Regions from separate parts of the Homo sapiens genome. Here regions 1 and 2 are each linked to region 3. A link is a loop called in an ENCODE intact Hi-C map of the cell type or tissue named here. Cell type or tissue: MCF 10A. All regions are shown on one strand. Links, peaks and the distances in the headings refer to the core of each region. The heading gives the core; the rest is flanking DNA. Region 1 holds the start of TRX-CAT1-7 (tRNA-iMet (anticodon CAT) 1-7). Region 2 overlaps ZKSCAN8 (zinc finger with KRAB and SCAN domains 8). Region 3 holds the start of TRS-GCT5-1 (tRNA-Ser (anticodon GCT) 5-1).

The links. A loop is a pair of places that touch in the nucleus more often than their neighbours do. Peaks named below come from ENCODE experiments on the same cell type or tissue, not always from the same donor. Only the 100,000 strongest peaks of a DNase experiment are listed, where the experiment ranks them.
Region 1: it touches region 3 in a loop (14-fold over the local background); 15 of 110 quality-filtered maps call a loop at or near these places.
Region 2: a loop joins it to region 3, with 5 times the contacts of the local background. A loop is called at or near these places in 10 of 110 quality-filtered maps.

The regions. Positions count from the first base shown.
Region 1 is chr6:27,899,650-27,906,668 of GRCh38, reverse strand. TRX-CAT1-7 (tRNA-iMet (anticodon CAT) 1-7) reads left to right here and starts at 4,105; the gene lies at 4,105-4,176. TRG-GCC2-3 (tRNA-Gly (anticodon GCC) 2-3) reads left to right here and starts at 3,691; the gene lies at 3,691-3,761. RefSeq lists cis regulatory regions at 3,267-4,339, 4,565-4,823. In MCF 10A, for the core only: no CTCF peak of the experiment used is centred there; a DNase peak (open chromatin) is centred at 3,668.
Region 2 is chr6:28,158,847-28,165,865 of GRCh38, reverse strand. It overlaps ZKSCAN8 (zinc finger with KRAB and SCAN domains 8), which reads right to left. Exons shown (of 6, transcript NM_006298.4): 6 at 6,406-7,019. It also overlaps the pseudogene ZKSCAN8P1. Among named protein-coding and RNA genes, the nearest start is that of ZKSCAN8, 20 kb to the right of the region's middle. RefSeq lists an enhancer at 4,013-4,062. In MCF 10A, for the core only: no CTCF peak of the experiment used is centred there; a DNase peak (open chromatin) is centred at 4,115.
Region 3 is chr6:28,209,342-28,216,360 of GRCh38, reverse strand. TRS-GCT5-1 (tRNA-Ser (anticodon GCT) 5-1) reads right to left here and starts at 3,324; the gene lies at 3,243-3,324. It also overlaps the pseudogene TOB2P1. RefSeq lists an enhancer at 2,748-3,424. In MCF 10A, for the core only: no CTCF peak of the experiment used is centred there; a DNase peak (open chromatin) is centred at 3,370.

The sequences.
Region 1 (7,019 bases), core at 1,010-6,009, 310 kb after region 3:
CTAATTTTTTTGTATTTTTAGTGGAGGCAGGGTTTCACCGTGTTAGCCAGGATGATCTCAATCTCAATCTCCTAACCTCGTGATCCGCCCACCTCGGCCTCCCAAAGTGCTGGGATTACAGGCGTGAGCCACTGCGACCGGCCTAATAGAGGTCTTTCACCTCCTTCATTAGATGTCTTCCTGGGTAATTTTGTGTGTGTGTAGCTATTGTACATGGGATTGCCTTCTTGATTTGGCTTCAGATTGAACATTATTTCTGTATAGAAATGCTACTAATTTTTGCATGTAAATGGATCCTGAAACTTTACTGAAGTAGTTTATCAGTTCCAGGAGACTTTGGGCAAAGTCTTCAGGGTTTCTAGGGATAGAATTACATCCTCAGTGAACAGAGATAGTTGCACTTCTTTTTCTATTTGGATGTGTTTTACTTCTTTCTCTCGCCTGATTGCTCTGGCTAGGACTTCCATAAATCTTGATTTCCGAATAGAATTTGCAAACAATTCTTATTCTACTTCCGTACAATATGGAGCAATAATGACCAAAATGTGAAAGCAGTTCCATTTGTCCCTATCTTTTTGTAAAACCTCACTCAGAAGGTGATTAATAAAACACTATCACCATGAAAATATTATTATTATAAGACTTAAATGTTTTATCCTACTAGAATATGCACTTATAAATAACTTGCATGAATTTAAAGAGAACAGACTTCATAAGTTAAAAATGACACTAAACTTTGGGAAAGTAATAATTCCAAAGAAGTCAGAAATAAAATTAAAAACTAAAAGCAATAAATAAAAGGATGAAATTTCACGTAAATCAAGACAAACACATTTACTTCAATTATATACTACATAATAGTATTAATAGAAATATGATTGGCAGTGAATCCCATACCAGCTAAGACATATGGATAATAAAACATGTAGATTATTGGCTTTAGTTTGAGGATTTATATTTTAAGAGATACATTATAAAACTAAAATGCCTACACAAAATAATGACTAGAGAATTGAAAAATCAGAACATCATGCCTCTTGAAGAATTATTGAAGGCATTGATTTTTTCAATGCTGGGTAGAAAATGCTTTGTCAAATCATGAAGCAGTAGCTTTCTTCAGCTATTTAAAGGGAAATCATGTGCATAGCTTAGTTTGTTTCATAAAGGTTATAAATTCTACTAATGCATAAAAATTAAAAAGTAGATCTGAGCATGATATAAGGACACACACACACACAAATAGATGTTATACCATGATGAAATAGCTGACCATTTCTGGCAATGAGGGAAAATAGAATTCTATATAAAATAGAGATTGAATTAAACAATCTACCTAATGTCTTTCCTTTTTAAATTCTGTTTTAGGAATTTCCTTTTGTGAAATAACATTTGTGATAACAATTTCTGTTAATGACCAAAGAAACAAAAGCAGCAGAGAAAATGATAGATATAACTAAACCTTTGGAATAATGTCATGTAAAAGAAATTGAGTTGATTCCAAGGAAAGAACTGGATGGAAGCTATTCTGATTTAGCATACAGAAGTCAACGCTAGAAAACATGAAATGGCTTGAATGGGTAAATATCTGTGGAGATGATTTTCAAATATGAGAAGCAGCCCAAGGGAAGTTGGACTGCGTGACTTATAAGATCCCTTTCAAGATCCCTTTCCATCCAAAAAGTGTATGGCTCTGTCAACTACAATATAGGAGAAATTTGGTTAGATTTTAAAAAAACTTCCTGAAGATAAAAAATGGGGTATAATGGAATATTTAAATAAAGGATACAATGAAGTAATCAACTGTATCAGTTTCCTAGGGCTTTCATAACCAATTGCCATGTGCTTGACGGCTTAAAACAATAGAAAGTTATTATCTCACAGTTCTGGAAGCCAGAAGTCTGAAATCAAGGTACTAGCAAGGCCATGTTCTCTCTGGAGGGTGGTGGGTGGGTGGGCAGACGAGGTGTGGTGGTGGTGATGAACTTGTTTCTGCTTTTTTTGGTTTCTAGTGACTATGGGCATGCCCTGCTCGTCCCTGTCTTGTGGCCACATCACTCTCAGCTCTGGCTTCATTTTCATCTCTTTCTTTTCTGTGTGAGCCTCAGTCAAATCCCTCTTTACCTGTCTCTTACAGGGATTCATGATGGCATTTAGAATTCACTCAGATAATCTAGAATAAATCCCTCCTCCCAAGATTCTTAATCACATCTTTCTCCATATAAGGTAACATTTGCAGATTCCAGTGATTATCACGTAGACATATCTTTTGGGAAGGGCCATCATTCATGGTACTGCATCATCTGTATCACTTAGGGCTATATAGTCCATCATCTTCCAAAGAAAAGAGCATAAAATTTACTTTTGAAGGATCAGATTTTTTAAATTTTAGATTCTTAAGGAAATTAGCAGGAATCCAACTTTATTCCTACTTGTAGTATAATTACTATCTATCATGAGAATTTGTAAACTGTATACATTTTCCTGTTTAAAACAACAAACACATAGATTATATCATTTTTCAGTACATACACTGAGTTGACCACAGGGCAAAAATTGGTGAAAAAATAAAATCTTTTTTGCAGATATAAGAGATCGATATAGTTTTTTAAAAGGTGCATAAGTATTAGCACCATATGGATAGTGGAATTATTAGGAAGATAATACCGTCTGTCTCTCTGTGTATAATTTAAATATAGACACAAAATACACTGTCATATTTATCGTATTTTACTTTTCTAAATTATTTACATTGAGTAACAATCATATTCCCATAAATATGTCACAGGTTTTTTCTTTAAACATCATTTCCAGTACCAAAATGTGTCCCACATTATGCTCCAACAAAAAGACACGGATCATCAGACTGATAAAAAAGCAAGGCCCACTATATGCTGTCTATAAGAAAGGTGCTTTAAATATAAGGACATTCGCCGGGCATGGTGGCTCACGCCTGTAATCCCAGCACTTTGGGAGGCTGAGGTGGGTGGATCACTTGAGGTCTGGAGTTTGAGACCAGCCTGGCCAACATGGGGAAACTCCGTCTCTACTAAAAATATGAAAATTAGCAGGACACGGTAGCAGCACACCTGTAATCCCAGCTACTTGGAAGGCTGAGGCACTAGAATCGCTTGAACCCGGGAGGCGGAGGTTGCAGTGAGCCATGAAACGTGCTACTGCACTCCAGCCTGGGTGACAGAGGGAGACTCTGTTTCAAAAAATATATAAAATAAAATAAAATAAAATACATATGTGTGTGTGTATGTGTATATAAATGTATATATAATGACACACATAAGTAAATAGTAAAAGGTTGGAAAAGGTAGCCACAATAATATTAATCAAAAGAATTGGCTATATTATTATATATAGTCAGAGCAGGCGCCCGCGACCCGCGGGGCGGAGGTGCTGGCCCAGCCAGAGCAGTCCAACCTCGCCGCAGAGACCGTGCGGGAGCCGGGCCGCCCACACGTGGGCCAGCCTCCAGTGTTGCAGGAGACGCTTTGAAGTTACAGTGAAAGGGATTTTTTTCTTCCTGAAAAGAAGGGAAGAAGGCTCTATTAAGAGGCTCTATTCAATAAGAACGGAAAGCCACCTAAATATCTTTTTGAAAACACAGCCTATGGTATTAGTTGGATTCCTGAAAGACGACAAAGCCTTCCTAGAGACGACAAGGCTTCTTTTGTACGCGAGGCATTGGTGGTTCAGTGGTAGAATTCTCGCCTGCCACGCGGGAGGCCCGGGTTCGATTCCCGGCCAATGCAACGATGACGTTTTATTCTTGAAAACTACGTATTCTATTTCAGAAGGTGGATATTTTCCCTATGCCTTTTTTGCCTTACCCTTACATTTTGACTACATGATAAAGCAGGCAGGCCAGCGACATGCTGTTTTCTTACAGAAACATCGAGGGTTTTTTTTGCTTTCATAATGTTTGATACCAATACACGCTGAACTCATCCTCATGTTTGCAGCATAAATAGAACTAGTGGCCCTTGGTGGGGTGTGGAAATCAGATTTGTTTAACCATACCAAAAAACCAGAATCCCCACCAAGTTTTGAGGAAAACATCATAAAGAATTCACTGCAAATATCACTACCGTATAGAGCAGAGTGGCGCAGCGGAAGCGTGCTGGGCCCATAACCCAGAGGTCGATGGATCGAAACCATCCTCTGCTATTTTTTTTTTTTTCTTTTTCTAAAAAGATACTTACGACTTACTCTCACCAACCTTCCTTCCCTTGCCAGCTCACTCAAAGGAAAAGTGACAGCAAATGGAAGTATTCACATGCCTTTGAGGAGAAAATCAGGAAGCAGCTTTCAGTTAAGAAATTAGAGGTACCCCATCTTAAAGAGCAGGAATTGATACTAAGTCCATGAGCTGAAATATCTCCACCTCAGCATACTACCAGTTTGTAAACTATAATTTAGTTTAGAGTTCCAAGTTTACAGGTAGCTAATTTTTAGAGATTCAGTTAAAGAGAACTGGAAGTATTTATTTTATTTTTATTATTTTATATTATATTATATTTTATATTTTATTTGAGACGGGGCCTCACTCTGTCACTCAGGCTGGAGTGCAAGTGGTGCGATCATAGCTCACTGCAACTTCGAACTTGTGGGCTTAAGCAGCCTTCTGAGTAGCTGGAGCTACCGGTGCTCCCCACCTAGCCCAGCTGAATTTTTTTCTTTTTTTTTTTTTTGGAGAGATGTGGGGTGGGAGGAAGGTGTCTCACTTTTTTTGCCCAGTCTGGTCTCAAACTCCTGCGCTCAGATGATTATCCTGCCCTGGCCTCCCAAAGTATTGGGATTATAGGCGTGAACCCTCTCGCCAGACCGTGAAGTTATTTTGAATAACAACTCTTCCAAAAAATGTCTTGCTCCTAGTCTGTTTTCTTCCTTAGCACTTATTACTATGCAGCATATTGTGTCTTTATTGATTTAGTATTTTCTCTCTCATGGGAAGTAAATTTACAAGGACAGATTTTTGTGTTTTGGCATTGTGGTTGCCATCATACCTAGAACAAGTCCTGGCACATCTTAGATACTGGTGAGTTGGTAAATATTAGTTAATAGCCACAATTTCCAATTCACCAAACCGAAACATCAGTATTCCTCATTACTCACGATCTTATTTCACCTTTTAAAAAAGTATAGAACAGTTCAAAAGTGACCACATGGATTTGATCTATTATTTAACATCATGACATGTAAACTACAAGTCTCTTTTATATTTAGAGAAAAGAGGAAAACACTCATGAAATTTAAGTATTCTTCAACTCCATCCCCAGACCTGTTATCGACTTTCTCAGGTCAAGTCTATTATGACTTTGATGTTCATCTGTCCCATTTCATTTTCACTCTTGCTTATATATAGGCCCATGGCAATACAATTTTTTTTCTGAGACGGTCTTGCTCTGTCGCCCAGGCTGGAGTGCCATGGCACCATCTCAGCTCACTGCAACCTCCACTTCCTGGGTTCAAGCAATTCTCCTGCCTCAGCCTCCTAAGTAGATGGGATTACAGGTGAGCACCACCACTCCCAGCTAATTTTTTTTATTCTTAGTAAGGACGGGGTTTCACCATGTTGGCCAGGGTGGTCTCAAACTCCAACACTGTTCTCAATAAGAAACTTTCTAATCACACAGATAATCAGAGGCACATGTGATTTATCTAAAAGAAAAAAAAAAAGCCAAGAAAAATGGAACTCTACTTTCTATTTTCTCCTGGATCCTATTTAAGAAATGAATTTTCAGTTTGTTCTTGGATATTGTGACTGCAGACAGAGCCTCCTTGCAAAGTAGTGAATTCAATTTACCTCCTAATCTTGTACAAGGCTGCCATTCTTCTTTCTGTATATAGTTTCCTATTAGCAAGCACGAAACTGAAAAGAGAGCAGCTATATAGAGATAGTCATTTTGTAAAGACAGACACTTTGGGGCCTGAGAGCACACTGTCACTGTATTGTGAAAGTTGTCAGAATCAAAATGTAATCACTAATGTTAAGAAAACTCTGACAAATAGATCCCAGGAAGGCCATGAGGAGTGGGTTTTTATATTTGTATGTCTGATCATAAAAACTATCACAAAACATTGTAAAAACCTCAACCTTGTATAAAGGCCCTTGCAAATTTACACAAAAATATTTTTATAAGGACATCCATCCAGTAACTGTCTGTCTAACCTTGAACTGGTGTTACCTTTGTTATTGATCTTGTCGATGAAAAGAGTCAAACCCTGTAAAATATTTGAAGAGATTTATTCTGAGCCAAATATGACCATGACCTGTGACACACCCCTCAGGAGGTCCTAAGAACACGTGCCCAAGGTGGTCGGGGCGCAGCTTGGTTTTATACATTTTAGGGAGGCAGGAGACATCAATCAAATACATTTAAGAAATACATTGGTTTGGTCCAGAAAGGCAGGACGCCGAGGCGGGGCAGGAGTATTGGGTGGGGGGTCAGGGTGGGGTGCTTCCACGCTACAGGTGAATTTAAACGTTTTCTGGTTGACAATTGGTTGAATTTGTCTAAAGACCTGGGATTGATAGAAAGGGAGTGTTCAGGTTAAGAACCTGAGACCAAGTTCTTTTGAAGTCTTAACAGTGGCTGCCCTTAGAGACAATAGATGATAACAAATGTTTCCTACTCAGATCTTAGTTAATCTCTTTAGGATTGGGAGGGTCTGGAAGAAAAAGATCTAGCTATGTTAATAGAGATTCTTTACAGACACAAATTTTCCCACACACAAAAAAACAATTTTGCAGGGCCATTTCAAAATATGGCAAAGAAACATGTTTTTTGGTGTAAAATATTTTGATTTTCTTCCTTGTCTCATAATGTTTTATGCCAGAGTCAGGTTGGAAAGTAAGTCATGATATATAGGGTTAAATAAAACCCATCTGATGAGAATTTATGATTTGTAGGGTATGACTCCCCAGACCCCTTAGATGGGAATTTGGGCAAGATAAAAATCAGAGTTTAGTCCTCAATCTTTATAGTCAAGGATAATTCTTTCTAAAC
Region 2 (7,019 bases), core at 1,161-6,160, 51 kb after region 3:
CCACAGAAGTCCATACTATTTGAGATGGAAGAGAGACACGGGGACCAAAAAAGCTCTGTTCATTGCTATGCCACTACTATTTCTGCAGCTGTTGTTGCTATGATAAACAGTATCTCAGCAACAAGGATCCTTTGTCTCTGCTGGAACTGTGACAGAATAAACCCCTCACCTCTCCTAAGAAAAGGGATGGCTGCTACTTTCTTGGGAACAAACCCAGTTTTGTGTCTAAACTTGATAAAATTTTTGCTCCCAACTCAAATTACACTAATTACCCCTCTCTGCCTTTTTCCACCTTACAAATTGTTTTATGTCTTGACAGTTATAAGTTAACAGTGTGTACCCTTGATATAATGAGAATGGCACTTCACCTCTGTGGTCTTCCTCCCCAGAACATATAACCTCAGTATAATAATGACAAAAACAGTTAAATCCCAATTGAACGATATTCTACAAAATGAACAAACAACAATATCAACAACAAAAACCAACACAAAGCAGAACTGAGGATCCAGGACCAAGAGAAAATAAGGTCTCCATTCCTGCACCCCACTCTCGGAAATTTAGCCCTGTCAGAAAAGCAAGTCGGAGTCACTCCTGTAATTAGGAGTCTTAAGAGCCTCAGAGACAGCCAAGGACAGGACTCAAGACATCAGCCTGTCCCAGCCATCCTCCCTCCCAGGGTTTCTGAGGGTCTACTCTGCCAGTGCAGAAGGGCCAGGCAGGAGATGGGGTAGTGAAGGGAAAGAAAAATAAGAGGGAGGATGATGAAGAGGGAGGAAAAGGGAGGAAAGAGAAAAGAGGAGGAGTGTGAGAAAGTGGGTGGAAGAGGGGAGGGGTGGGAAAGGATGGAGGGAAAAGGCAGGCCTGAGGCGACCTGGCGCAGTACACAGTTTCTCCCATCCTCCGAGGGTGTCCACTCCAGGGCACACGCAAAACTCTAGAAGAAAGTCAAGAGGGAACTCACCTGAAAAACTGAGATTAGACTATCTGACCAAGCGACTGAGGACAGCTGTCGGCCTAGAAAGCTTGACTTTGACTTCCGTGGATCCTGCGCCTGGGCATCTGGTCATCTACTCTAGGATCCTGGAGGCTTCCCTCTCAGGGATTTGTGAGTTGACTAGAATGGACCATGTGAAGAAAGGATTGCTTACTCCCAAGAAGGCATTTTATGCTTTTTATCTCATTTAATCCTACAGGGCAGACGTTAAAGTCCTCCTCTCATATATATAAAAACTGAGAAGCAAATAAATTTTCCGAGGTCAGGCACCTGTTAAAACAGCCAAGATGAAATTTCAATCTAGGGCTTGCTTCCCAGATTAAGCCACTTTACAGCTTCTCAGGGTAGTATTCAGCCAGTAATCTCCAAATTAATTTGTAAATTCAACACTATTCTCATGAAAATAGAAACTTTTTAGAAGATTTTAATGTTCACCTAGAAGACTAAACATGCAGGACTACCTGGGGAAACTGAGGAAGAAGGGCACTTGTCCTAAAGAACTTACTTATTATAAAGCCTTAATACTTAAAGTGTGTAGTACTCATGATAATGGTACAGAACAGAAGGCCCAGAAATAGACACATAAATTTAGCATATGATAAAGGTAGCAAATGAGTTAAAAAAAAAAAAAAAAGTGAACTCTTCAAATGCATGGTGAGAACTGGATAACCATCTGGAAAGATGGTAAATTAGATTTCTACCTTACTCTATAAACTAGGATATATTCCAAATAAACCAGTTTTACATGTTATAAATAAAACCATAAAAGTACCAGAGGAAAACATGAGGTGAGTCCTTTATAACCTCAGAATAGAAAGGCCCTCCTCCTGGCCGGGCGCGGTCGCTCACGGCTGTAATCCCAGAACTTTGGGAGGCCAAGGTGGGTGGATCATGAGGTCAGGAGTTTGAGACCAGCCTGACCAACATGGTGAAACCCCGTCTCTACCAAAAATACAAAAATTAGCCAGGTGTGGTGGTGCGTGCCTGTAATCCCAGCTACTCAGAAGGCTGAGGCAGGAGAATCGCTTGAACCCGGGAGGCGGAGGTTGCAGTGAGCAGAGATCGCACCACTGCACTCCAGCCTGGGTGACAGAGCGAGACTCCATCTCAAAAAAGAAAAGTCCTCCTCCTTATAAGCCAATATCCAGAGATCATTAATGAAAAGATTGGTAAACTTGACCCACATAGAATAAAAACTCCTGTGAGGTAAAACAAACAAACAAAAGCACTTTAAGCAGTCAAAGACAAAAAAATGGAAATATATTTACAATTTCTATTTCTGAAAACTGGCAGCCAAGATGAAGTTCCTGAACGATAAAAAAAAGTGTAAACGGCAGGTCAGAGCTGGATTCTCTCCTGCTCCAGCTTCACTCTGAACTTAATCAGACTCTGCTAAGCATTCACAACTCACTTATCCTGATCCTGTCATACAGCAGTTGTTGTTAAGTCACCTCAGGTCCCTTACTTCCAGAATCCCCAGAAGACCACAAAACATCAAAGTTTAGCACAACTCTCCTGTAGAGGGAAGAGTCTGTCATTAACACTTCAGTGGCATATTCCTGGGTGGCACTAGAGAATAACTATCTTATTCTCCCTCTGCTTCCGGAGCTGGCATTTCTTGCCTATTTCCTGACTGTATCCAACAGCTGGGGCCAGAAAAAAATTAAACACATGAATTTATCAAAGAATCGCTGTGGAAATGAATAAATCAGCAGAACAGGCTAATTCCAGGGAGGTAAGCAAAGTAAGAAATAATTACAACAAATACCTGGATAGCACTTCCTATGTAGCAGGTACTGTTCATGTAATCCTCATAACAACTCTAGACAGGTGCTTTTATTATCCCCATTGACAGATGACATATAGGCACAGAAAGATAAAATGACTTGGCCAAAATCACAGGTAGTGTGGCTTCTGACTTACGTGCTTAAAAAGTAGGGGAAAAAAAGGGAAGAATCCCTAAGAGATCAAAAGTTGTAAGATGGTAATCTCTCTCCCCACCTGCTGTCTGGATTCACTCAATTCCTTGAAATCATCCAGCTTAGCCACTTGCCCAAGGAAAATCCTCCCTCCCCTGGCCAGTGCTGTTCCCTCTCCCAGACCTGGTGTTCCTCAGGATGATCAGGAACTGGCCTCAGCCACTGTCAACTGGGCTGCTGGAGCCAGCTTACAGAATGCTGGCCTGTGGAGTTTTCTCATTAACAGAATCCTTGGAACCAGCGAAACCATCTCCTCTAAAGATGCAGTCATGCAGCTTTTCCTGTAATTGACGAGTTTTCAGGAACACTTCTGTAAAAGAAACATTTTACTCAAAGAAAAAGCAAAGATTGCCATAGGTGTTATACTACTAAGGGTTATGGGGGGAAAGAAGTGCAATGTTAAATAAGGAGCTAATTTGCAAAGGGCTCTCAGATCACATGCTGGGGCAGCAGGTCTGCAGTGGTAATCTTCCCCGTTGCCTTTAAGCACTGCTTGGGATAGTGGAAGGGCTCATGAGAGAACAGCATTAAGGTTGCTGTAAGGTGGTCCTGGCGTGGATGGAAGTGACTGCTAAAGGGAAGGGTAGCCATTTATTGCCAAGCTGAAGTAGAGAGAAAATAAATTCTGCATTCGAAATGAAATGTCACGGGCACAATTAAGTGGTGGAAGAAGCCTCTCCTGAATTTAGAGCACCGAACATTTATTTCCAATTATTTGCATTTTCCCCCTTTTGTTTGAAAAAGAGAGCTGAAGATCTGGTGGGCAGTGATACCAATTGGTACCAGAAGCACACTTGTAGTTGGCACTCAATGAAGCTCTGAAGACGGCAGTAAAAACCAGGGTTGTAACTGAAAGGGAAGTAGTCCCAACTCTGGGCACCTGCGGCACTAAATCTCGAGGAAAAACCCTTTCCTGGAAGACTGCATTTGGATACAATCCCCACCGTCCCAGGATGGGTTGCCTCTCCTGGAGTTCCTGCACACATTCCACCCAGGCAGGCGCGGAGAGACGAGGTCTGAGGGGTTGCAGCTGTGCAACATCCACCCAAGCGACACCCAAATGCATACCAGCGTTTCTCTGCCTGTGAGCAGCAACCAGCTCCGAGGCCTCGCCTCGGGGCGGAAGTCCCTCTCAGTACTTCCGGGGCGTGTCCCGGAAATTTCTGGGCGGGGCCTGGCTGCGCCCGAGGTTGCCAAACAGGGGTTGAAACCTCCACCTGTCCCCGCCGCGGTGTAGGCAGGGTCTAGCCCGGGAGCGATTTGCTCCGGCCCGTCGGCAATGCTCAGACTTCCTACCTCACCTCTCTCGAAGGTTGATTTTGCTTCCTGAGTTTTATCCAGGGCAGGACCACCCGTGTATGTTGGAATTTAAAGATAGTGCAGTTGGTGAAATTTCTCGTGTGGGCCCTACAGGATCCCTTAAAGCGACACACGGGGCCACAGAACTCTGGTCTTAATTATTAGTGATCTGAAAGCCAACACACTATATCCTGTGTGCTTTCTCAAAGATTAGAGACAAGAACCAAGAACAATATTTTCAAAACATGACTGCGATACTGCAAAATTTCTCCGGCTATTCAATTATTTATGAAAGAACTTAACTCAAAGCACTGTAGTCAGTAAATATACTGGTTTGGATATAAAGATGATAAAAGGAGTAATTCCTAAAATGAATCATTACAGGTGGAGGCACAAAGTTTGAATCCATCTTATGGCAGAGCATGAATTAAGAATATACAAGGGTCACACCTGAGGGCATAACTAGGGGAGAAAAGAAATGGGCAAAGCCCCAGGAAACCTAACCAAGTGGCCTCTTTGAGCCTCCATTTACAGAATAATGGATTGGAACACTAAACCTAGCATTCTAAACTATGAATATTTAAATATGACAGAGCAAGCAGTTATTTCTTTGGTATATTACACATTTAAACTGATTTTCTAACTTGGGTTGAACTTTTGAGACCTCTGTCGCCCAGTGGCATAATCATAGCTCACTGCAAGGGCTCAAGGGATCCTCCCACCATATCCTTTTGAGTAGCTGGGACTACAGATGCATCCCACCACACCCGATTAACTTTTTTATTTTTTAAGTTTTTTTTGTAGAGACAGTCTTGCTGTTGCTCAGGCTGCTCTTGAACTCCTGGCCTTAAGCAATCCTTCTGCCTTGGCCTACCAAAGTGCTGGGATTATAAGCATAAGCCACTGCACCCAGGGGTTGAACCTTTCTAAACCTGCTGAATTAAGTACCCCTGCTGCAAAAGCAAGCTAGTGCTTCTAAAGGCCTGCTTTTTAACGATTTAATTTAGGAAATCACATTTCCTCCTACATATTTGCCTTCCTAAATAGGATTAACACAGTATGTTAAAAACTACGTTAAAAACAAATAAAACTGGAATGGTTTTACTTGACAAACTCTGACAATATTCTGGCTTGTGGTTTCCTTGGCATGCTGGTAATTCCTGCCTAGAGGCTGTCCAAGGGACTGAGGGTCATATGTTGTCCTTAAGGCTAAATCTTTGATGTTATAGCCCCTCTGTTAAAGAGACAGCCCCCAGTATTTTACCTTTGATGCTATAATGAACCAAGATATGGAAGACTAAAACTAGACTTGTACTTCTGTAACACTTGTATGCTGAAACACTTGGCATAGGGATGATGGCAGATCTGATGCTGAAAGCAACCTTAAAACATCATCAACTTTATTGTTTATCAACACCCTGACATATGTTGCTGTGAATGCCAAACATTAAGTCTTCTTTTTCTTTTATAGTCTTAAAAACCACAAAATATGCACACACACAGGATTCTCTTAAGGCTTGGCATAGCTAATTTTTCTAATTGTATTGCCAGTACTTCGTATCTCTTTCTCCTATTTACCTTAAATATATCAAGTCTCACAACCTCAGCATTAAGGATTTTGGGCCAGATCATTCTTTGTTGTGGGGCGGGGACAGGGGCAGGGGCGGGGCGATGCGGGGGGGTGAGGTGCTGTCCTGTGCAAACATGATGCTTAGCAGCATCCCCAGCCTCTACCTACTAGATGCCAATAGCATCCCAGCTGCCCACCAATGGTATGACCAAAAATGTCCCCAAACATTGCCAAATTTCTCCCAAAGAGAACCACTAATCTCATATACAAAAGCCTATTCTCAAGCACTTTTGGAATTATAACCTTCACACAATAGTCTTTAGTGCTTATTTTCTTTCTGGACCAATAAGGCTGACCAAATGGAGAGCTTCAGCTTTTCACACATAATTTCCTAAAGATGAATTTTTTTTGGCCTTACTCTTAGGTAGAGGCAGATCCTGATATACTATGCTAGCATACGAAAATAGGTCTGTACATTTTTGAGCACCCAAAGTGGTAAGAGACATTCTTGAAAACAGCTTAAAAATTTCTGTAGATACCACCACAAATAATCCACACAATACTTCAACAAGCATTTATTAAACGCCTACTATGTGCTCAGCACTATACTAGGCACTCGGGGGTGCAGAGATACAAATGTAAAAGTTATTATTCCTGCCCTCAAGGAGCTTACAATTTAATTTTGGAAATAAATACAAATATGAAACTGTAACACAGAGTGCTAGAAAATAATTACAAAGCAACATATTAGTAAGTACATGGACCACAGTACAAACTCAAAAGATAAGTGCTGAGGCAGCACAGAATGAGGGAGGTCATCGCATGAGGTGATGTCAATCAGGGAGAGCTCAGTCAGAAGATATAAAGGAAGAAAGGCTTTGAAGGGAGTGATGAACATGAGCTGGGACCAAAGAGCAATCTAAGCAAAAAGAATAGCATGAGAAAGGCACAGAGGCAAGAGCTTGTAAGACATCAGTAGAAGGCTGTAGGAAGTTTGAATCTGTTGAATCAAGGTGAATATGCTAGAGAGTAATGAAGGCTGATGAATATTAGGCATAGAGGTAATGGAGAATTTGGAACACCACTGCTCCATAGGAATTATCTACTGGGTGTTACTTAGTGAAAATGAAATTTTACAATAGAGATATTGTAAAAATGGGTGTTTGAGGAGGAT
Region 3 (7,019 bases), core at 1,077-6,076:
CATTTATGCCCCTGGCTGATTGAGAGCTTCTCAGTACTTCTTGCCATCCCCCTCACTGCCCTGACCCAACCCCACTGGACCTTAATACAGTGAGGGGTGGTATCCTGGACAGGGACTCTGCACTCCCAGCTGTTTGGATCACAGAAGAGTGTTTGCCCCTCTGCCTTTGCCAGAAGAGGGTTTGTTTCTCCAACCCTACAAGGCCAGGCAGACGTGGACAGGAGCCAGGGGAGCAGGGTAATGAACTTTTTTTCCTTTGGCAAGTGGGGCGCTCCTCGCCTCTCTCTTTGCCCCATAGCCCGCTCACGGACGCCCGGCCTCACCAGGTAGTGTTGCTTGATTTGTATGCAAAATGTTGTTCTTCCTTTATCTGAAATTCAAATTTAATTGGGTATTTTGTATCTTATCTGGCAATCCTACCGCCAACCTGACTTCAGGCCGGAGGAGGAGAAATTGCGTTCCGGGTAACTTCCCACCCCATTGAGCCGGAGAACAGTTTCCTAAGTTTTGGGAAGAGTGAAAACCTGTCACCACGAAAAGAAAGGAAATCTCCTCCAATTGAAAACAAACAAACAAACAAAAAAACCCCAAAAGCTGTTACCAGGGGCTGGGAGGACAGGTAAAGCCAGATGCAAAGTTAACAGGAAACACTGTTTTCCAAGATCATGCAGCAGCCGTAAAATGTCGCAATGGTCCCCTCTTTGAGCAATTGCTGCCTTTTTACGAGTGCGCATACCCGCTTTGCCACACCCATCCATGTACTACTGGGGATACCGAAGATCACTCTCTCCTTGTGACAACGCCCAATCCCTAGCTAATCCCCACTACTCCTAACCCCACCTCAGAAACACCAAGCAATCCAGAACTGATCCTGCTTCTCTTAGAGATTCCTCAGAATCCTCGAATGGGAACCCAAACCTTACAAAAGACAGTTCTCTCCAGCCTCTTGTTGAACTGCATTTCTCCGTTACTCTGGAATATCCTGTCACTTCATCTATGTATTAAATCTGATTTTGCTTTGTTCCTGGTGGTCTTTGGCTACTGTCTTTAACACCACATTACTGCTCTGTGGCCCTCCGACAGTGCAGGAGTTAGAGGGATTAATCCTGGCAGGATAGACCCTCAGTTGATGTTGGAATGATGAGAGGAAGGTGGATCCTGAGAGAGAGAAGATTTTACCAAATCACACAGAATCTAGATTAACCATGTTTTAGAAGGGGAGGGGGAGGCAAAACAAAACTAGAGCAGCAGTGCCAAACTTTAGCATAAACCAGGATCACCTGGAGAGCTTTTTAAAGCACAAATTGCTGGACCCCAGACCTAGCGTTTTTTCCCAGGTGATAATGATGTTATTGTTCCAGAGACCACACATTTAAGAACCACTGAATTAGAGCAATCTCGTCGGCATAATAATGGTTTTTTGTTGTTGTTGTTGTTGTTTTGTTTTGTTTTGTTTTGAGACAGTATCTTGCTCTGTTGCCCAGGCTGGAGTGCAGTGGTGTGATCTTGGCTCACTGCAACTTCGCTCTCCGGGGTTCAAGAGATTCTCCTGCCTCAGCCTCCGGAGTAGCTGGGATTACAGGCGTGTGCCACTGCACCCAGCTAATTTTTGTATTTTTAGTAAAGACAGGTTTTAGCCATGTTAGCCAGGCTGGTCTCGAACTCCTGACCTCAGGTGATCCACCCGCCTCGGTCTCCCAAAGTGTTGGGATTACAGGCATAAGCCATCGCATCAGGCCAAAAGCTAATAATGCTTTGAAGCCAGTGATCCAATTTCAGACCTCTGACTTAGACAATTTAAAATTCTCATTCCCATTTAAAACAATCGAATGAGTCGTGCTCTCAAATCACACAAAGCTCAACACCATTAATCCCTAAAAATCCATTAAATATTGAATATTTATGAAGCCCAGTGTATAAACTGCCAGTAGTTACCCAGAAAATCTGTAATAAACCAAGGTCACTGAGTTTATGAGAATCCAGGATTCTCAATCACTTCCTCCTCACTGTGAGTACTTGAGCTTCCATTTAGATGATCTGGGACAACGCTAGTTGAAACAATAATCTCTCTTGTAAGGGCTGCATAAGCAGGTGTGGTCTGACCTCCTTTTCACTTTGTTGGGAGGGTAAGTCAACACAACTTCTATGGAAGAAATTTGACAGTATCTTACAAATGAATGTTACCCAGGACACAGTATATCTACTCCTAGACATTTATATTGTAAATATAGACACTCACATAAAATGCTATATTCAAAATTATATATATATGTATATATCTTCAGACACAGGTATGTTTACCTCTTTTTACAAGTAGCACCTATACATATTGTCTTGCATCATGCTTTTTTCACTTAAGAGTATATCTTTGAGAGATTAGTAGTCTTATATATGCAAGTCTTATAAATAATAGTCTTATATATGTTTCTGGAAGGATACATGAAAGCTAATAAGAGTGTCCTACTGATGGCAGTAGGTAATTAGTGGCAAAACTTTGCTATACAACTTTTCATATTTTTTGAATCATGTGAATGTAGTACTTATTTTCGAAATGAAAATAATTGAATAAACTGAATAAAATTATGTGTATTCCTTTTTTTCTCTCAAAAGATCAGCCAAGATGGAAGTTACAAATGGAAACTACATAATACTGACATTCTTCTTTCCTTTCTCAGGAGGAAATGCTTTAGTACTAACTAGAAATGTTCTATGGAATGTATTTGTAAGTTTTGCTATATCTCTAAGAGACACTCTCACTCTCCTTCCTTTTTCAAAGATGGAATCCTTAGGCAATAGTGACTGCTTTAAAAGTTAGCATTAAGATAATAAATGAAAATTTCAGTAGAGATATACAATTAGGCTGAAAATGCCTTAAGTAACCCATACGGTTCAATACCCATAATGTTGCATATGTAACTCTTTATGATTTTATAAGTACCTTTAAATTTTTCAGGCAATGTTTTTCTATAGCCCTCAATTAAATCTTCAATTGTTTCCTCAATGGGGAATCCCGCTAAGCAAAACTTGTGAAGGAATGAAAATTTGCATGAGAATGAAGCCTGAATCAAATAAATCAACTAACAAATTACATTCACAGCTAAGACAAGTGTTACTAAAGAAGCAGAGAGCAGGAAAGATCAGAGGGAATTATTGAAATGGCTGGTGAATACGGAATGAATTTGCCAAATAAAGTGCTTACCATATCATTTGTGATTCCTGGAACAAAAGGCTTGCTATGCAGCCGACGAGGATGGGATTCGAACCCACGTGTGCAGAGCACAATGGATTAGCAGTCCATCGCCTTAACCACTCGGCCACCTCGTCACACAAAGAATCAACAACTTGAATTTCTTCGTCTGTGTAGTGCTCCCAGTGAGTCTTGTAGAAACATGATCTAATCGTTTTTCCTGGTTTAATCCCCATAACCACAGTCTGAGTCAGGTGTCTTAATTAAGACACATTTCACAACCACCATAAAAATGACGACTGTCACTTAGAGTAGTGAAGTTACTTGGCAAATATCTAATAATAGGTTGAACCAGTGCCGGCATTCATTGGTAGACAAAAATCACCTGCTTTTTTGTTGACCCGGCTCCAGCTGGCCGCCCTGTATGCCCCTCGAGACACGCTGGGACCTTCGCCGGGTCCTTCTGCCACTTTATTCTGCATTCAAAGGGTTGATTTGCTTCCCGATCTAAACTTTGTCCTTAGATTCCTGTTTTCTGTGACGTACCAGAAACCTGACTGTAATTCCTTTTCATTTGCTTCTGTAATATGCCCGAGGGCCAGGAGATGCCCTCCTTTCTCTTTTGTTACTTTCTCTAGGAGTTGGTGTTGATCAGTCTATGATAAATCAGCAACAGGTGAGAACATGTTTTTTTACAAAAATTAGAGGCGCGCAGGCACCCCGATGGCACTCCTCTTGCTTTGGTCAGGACAGTGAAAGAAAGAAAGTCTTTTTGTGTTTAGCACAAGATTGGCTCAGTCCAGTTGCTACCGACACTGGGAAGGGCCTGTGGGGTGGGTAACCCCCTGGTGCGGGAGTCAGGATGCCTGGTCCTAATTGTGGCTCTTAACTAAGCCCACTCACTAAATCCAACCCAACTTGAGAAGCAGAACAGTAACCCCTAACGTCCCTTCCAGCTCTGACAACCTCAATTATAAAATGATCAGCAAGAAAAGAAGCCTGAGGCTGGGTGCGGGGGCTCACGCTTGTAATTCCAGCACTTTGGGAGGCCAAGACGGGTGGATTGTTTGAGCTCAGAATTTCGAGACCAGCCTGGGCAACATGGAGAAACCCTATCTCTACAAAAATTGCAAAAATCAGCCGGAAGTGGTGGCCCGCACCTGTGGTCCCAGCTACTCAGGAGGTTAAGGCGGAGGATCGCTGGAGCCCTGGGGGCGTCAAGGCTATACAGTGAGCCCTGATTGCCGCCATTGCACTCCAGCCTGGGCCACAGAATGAGACCCTGTCAAAAACAAAAACAAACAAACAAAAAAACAAACAAAAAAAACTGGAAGGAAGGAAGGAAGATTCTTACACTCGTTAGAGTTTGTGTGCTTTTTGATATTTGGTGCAGAATTTTGGAGGGGAAATTTTTCTTTTCTACCAGAAGAATGTTGGTGCTTTTTTTCCTCCCTGTGAAATGTCCTATCTCTGTTCTCAGCTTTGTTGGGAGAGGCTCTTTTTTATTCTCACACCTGTGTTAAACATTAAAACGACCCAATGTCCACCAAAGTGGAATACTTAGTTAAATAAATTATGATTAAGCAAAACATTAAAGTGGTATGTGATTATTAATAGGAATAATGCTGTTCTATACATAGTAGTTTATAAATATTTTCCCACTTTTTTTTTTTTTAAATGAAGTCTCGCTCTGTCGCCCAAGCTGCATGCAGTGGGGTGATCTCTGCTCACTGCAACCTCCACTTCCCGAGTTCAAGCGATGCTTCTGCCTCAGCCTCCCCAATAGCTGGGATTACAGGCACATGCCACTATGCCTGGCTAATTTTTGTATTTTTAGTAGAGACGGGGTTTTGCCATGTTGGCCAGGCTGGTCTCCAACTCCTGGCTTCAAGTGATCCGCCCCCCTCGGCCTCCCAAAGTGCTGGGATTACAGGCATGAGCCACTTTGCCCAGCCTATTTTCCCACTTCTAAGTTTTTTTTAAAAAAGGCAAGTTGCAGAACAGTATGTATAGTACGGTTGTTTGTTTTAGATGATAGAGAGTTTAGATATTTAATGTTGGTGAGGGCCATTTAGCTTCAGGCTCAATTTTAAGAAGGTTCTAAACATAGACTTTTCATATTATCTTTAAAGAAGTATTATGTATGTGTATGTATATCTGTGTATGTATTATACATACAACTACTGTGTATTTTTTAAGAGTTAAATTAAAGGTCTTCAATATTCTCAAATCTTATTTGGCATTTCTTTTTTTTTTATACACTGAAAATGAAGATGGCATGAACCTTTTGGACTTCTGGAAGGCTCTGATTGATATAAACATAAAAAACCTCCAGAAGGATGTATATTACTTGTTAATAGCTGGTATCTCTAACAGTGAGAATATGAAGCTTTTTAACTTTCTATATTAAAGGTTTTTTCAAGATTTTACTTTTTTCATAATGAGTACGTTACTTAGTAATTAATGTTTTTAAAGTAAAGATAAATTTAAATTATTCAAGACATAAGAGTGAACAGTCAAACACAGCTGAGAAATAAAGTATAATATTAAGAAACGACCATTAGATTTACCAATGGAACGATTTTATGTAGGACAAGATGGAGTTTTTTCCTAACATCTTGTAGTTCAAGCTGGCAGACACTACCTATAAAGGATCTGATTCCACAGACTGCTTCAGGACAGTGGAAACCCTTCTTTTAATCGTGTTCTCTGGCATAGTGATTCTAACTGCTATTTTTTCACCAGGTCCTGCCTGGGCTTTCTTCCTACCAGCTCCCAGCCCTGTTTGATTTCTTTGAAAGATCATTCTAGCTGCTCTGGAGAGACCAGGTGGCCAGAAATAGCTGTGAGCAGACCAGTTGGGAAGCCAGGGCAGCAGCTGTCACGAGAGGTGGTGGTGGCTCAGACTAGGAGAGTGGCAATAGGAATGGAGAGAGGTGGATGGGTCCAAGATATATGTTGGAGATAAAATGGTGGACACACACTGTGAGTGATGAGTAGGGTGAACAATTCATCCTAGTTTGCTGGGAACTTTTCTGTTTCAGCACAGAAAGTTCCATGTCTCTGAGAGACCCCCCAGTCCCAGGCAAACCTAAACAGTTGGTGACAGGGAAGGACCAATAATGAGTTTCCTGCTTCTCGCTTGAGTAGTGGGGCAAGTGGAAGTAGTGTTTATTAAAACTGGGAAGATTGAGGAAGTGGTAGGTATTGTGGAAATGACAATTTAACTTTTACATGTTAAGACTCGTCATAAACCAACCTATGCAGGCCGTCTGCAATAGAATGTTTTTTCCTTCGTCTTTGAGTCAGGAGAAGAATTTGTTATTTCAAAGGACTATAGGAAATATGAGATTTATATCCATCGTGGGGAACTCTCCTTATTCAAGATTTTAACTACAAATGATTAATATTCTGGAATTTCTATTTCTTGGAGTAAATCTAATTTACAGGAAATCATTTGGTGATTCCTTGGCTTATTTCCCATTTTAAATAACTATTCTGTATTTTGTCCATTTTTCTAAATACTGCAAGGGTAAGTTGTACATATTTAGTTAGTCAAAAGAATAAAAAACTTAAAAACAAAATATCTCCAATCTTGCAAAACTTTTGACAGCTAATTTATTCGTATCCACACCAACTGGATTAAAAATAATTTATCAGTAGATGTCTTCTTAGCAAAGGTGACAGGTGAGCCTTGACTGCTAAAGATCCTAGGTGCAAACCTCTGAAAAGAGAGTATGTTTTCACCAAAGGAATATTCTGGGTTAATTATAAAGAGCACTATGTGAAATCCAGGGAAAGGAAATTTTTAGGAGACAAGTGCAAGGCATTC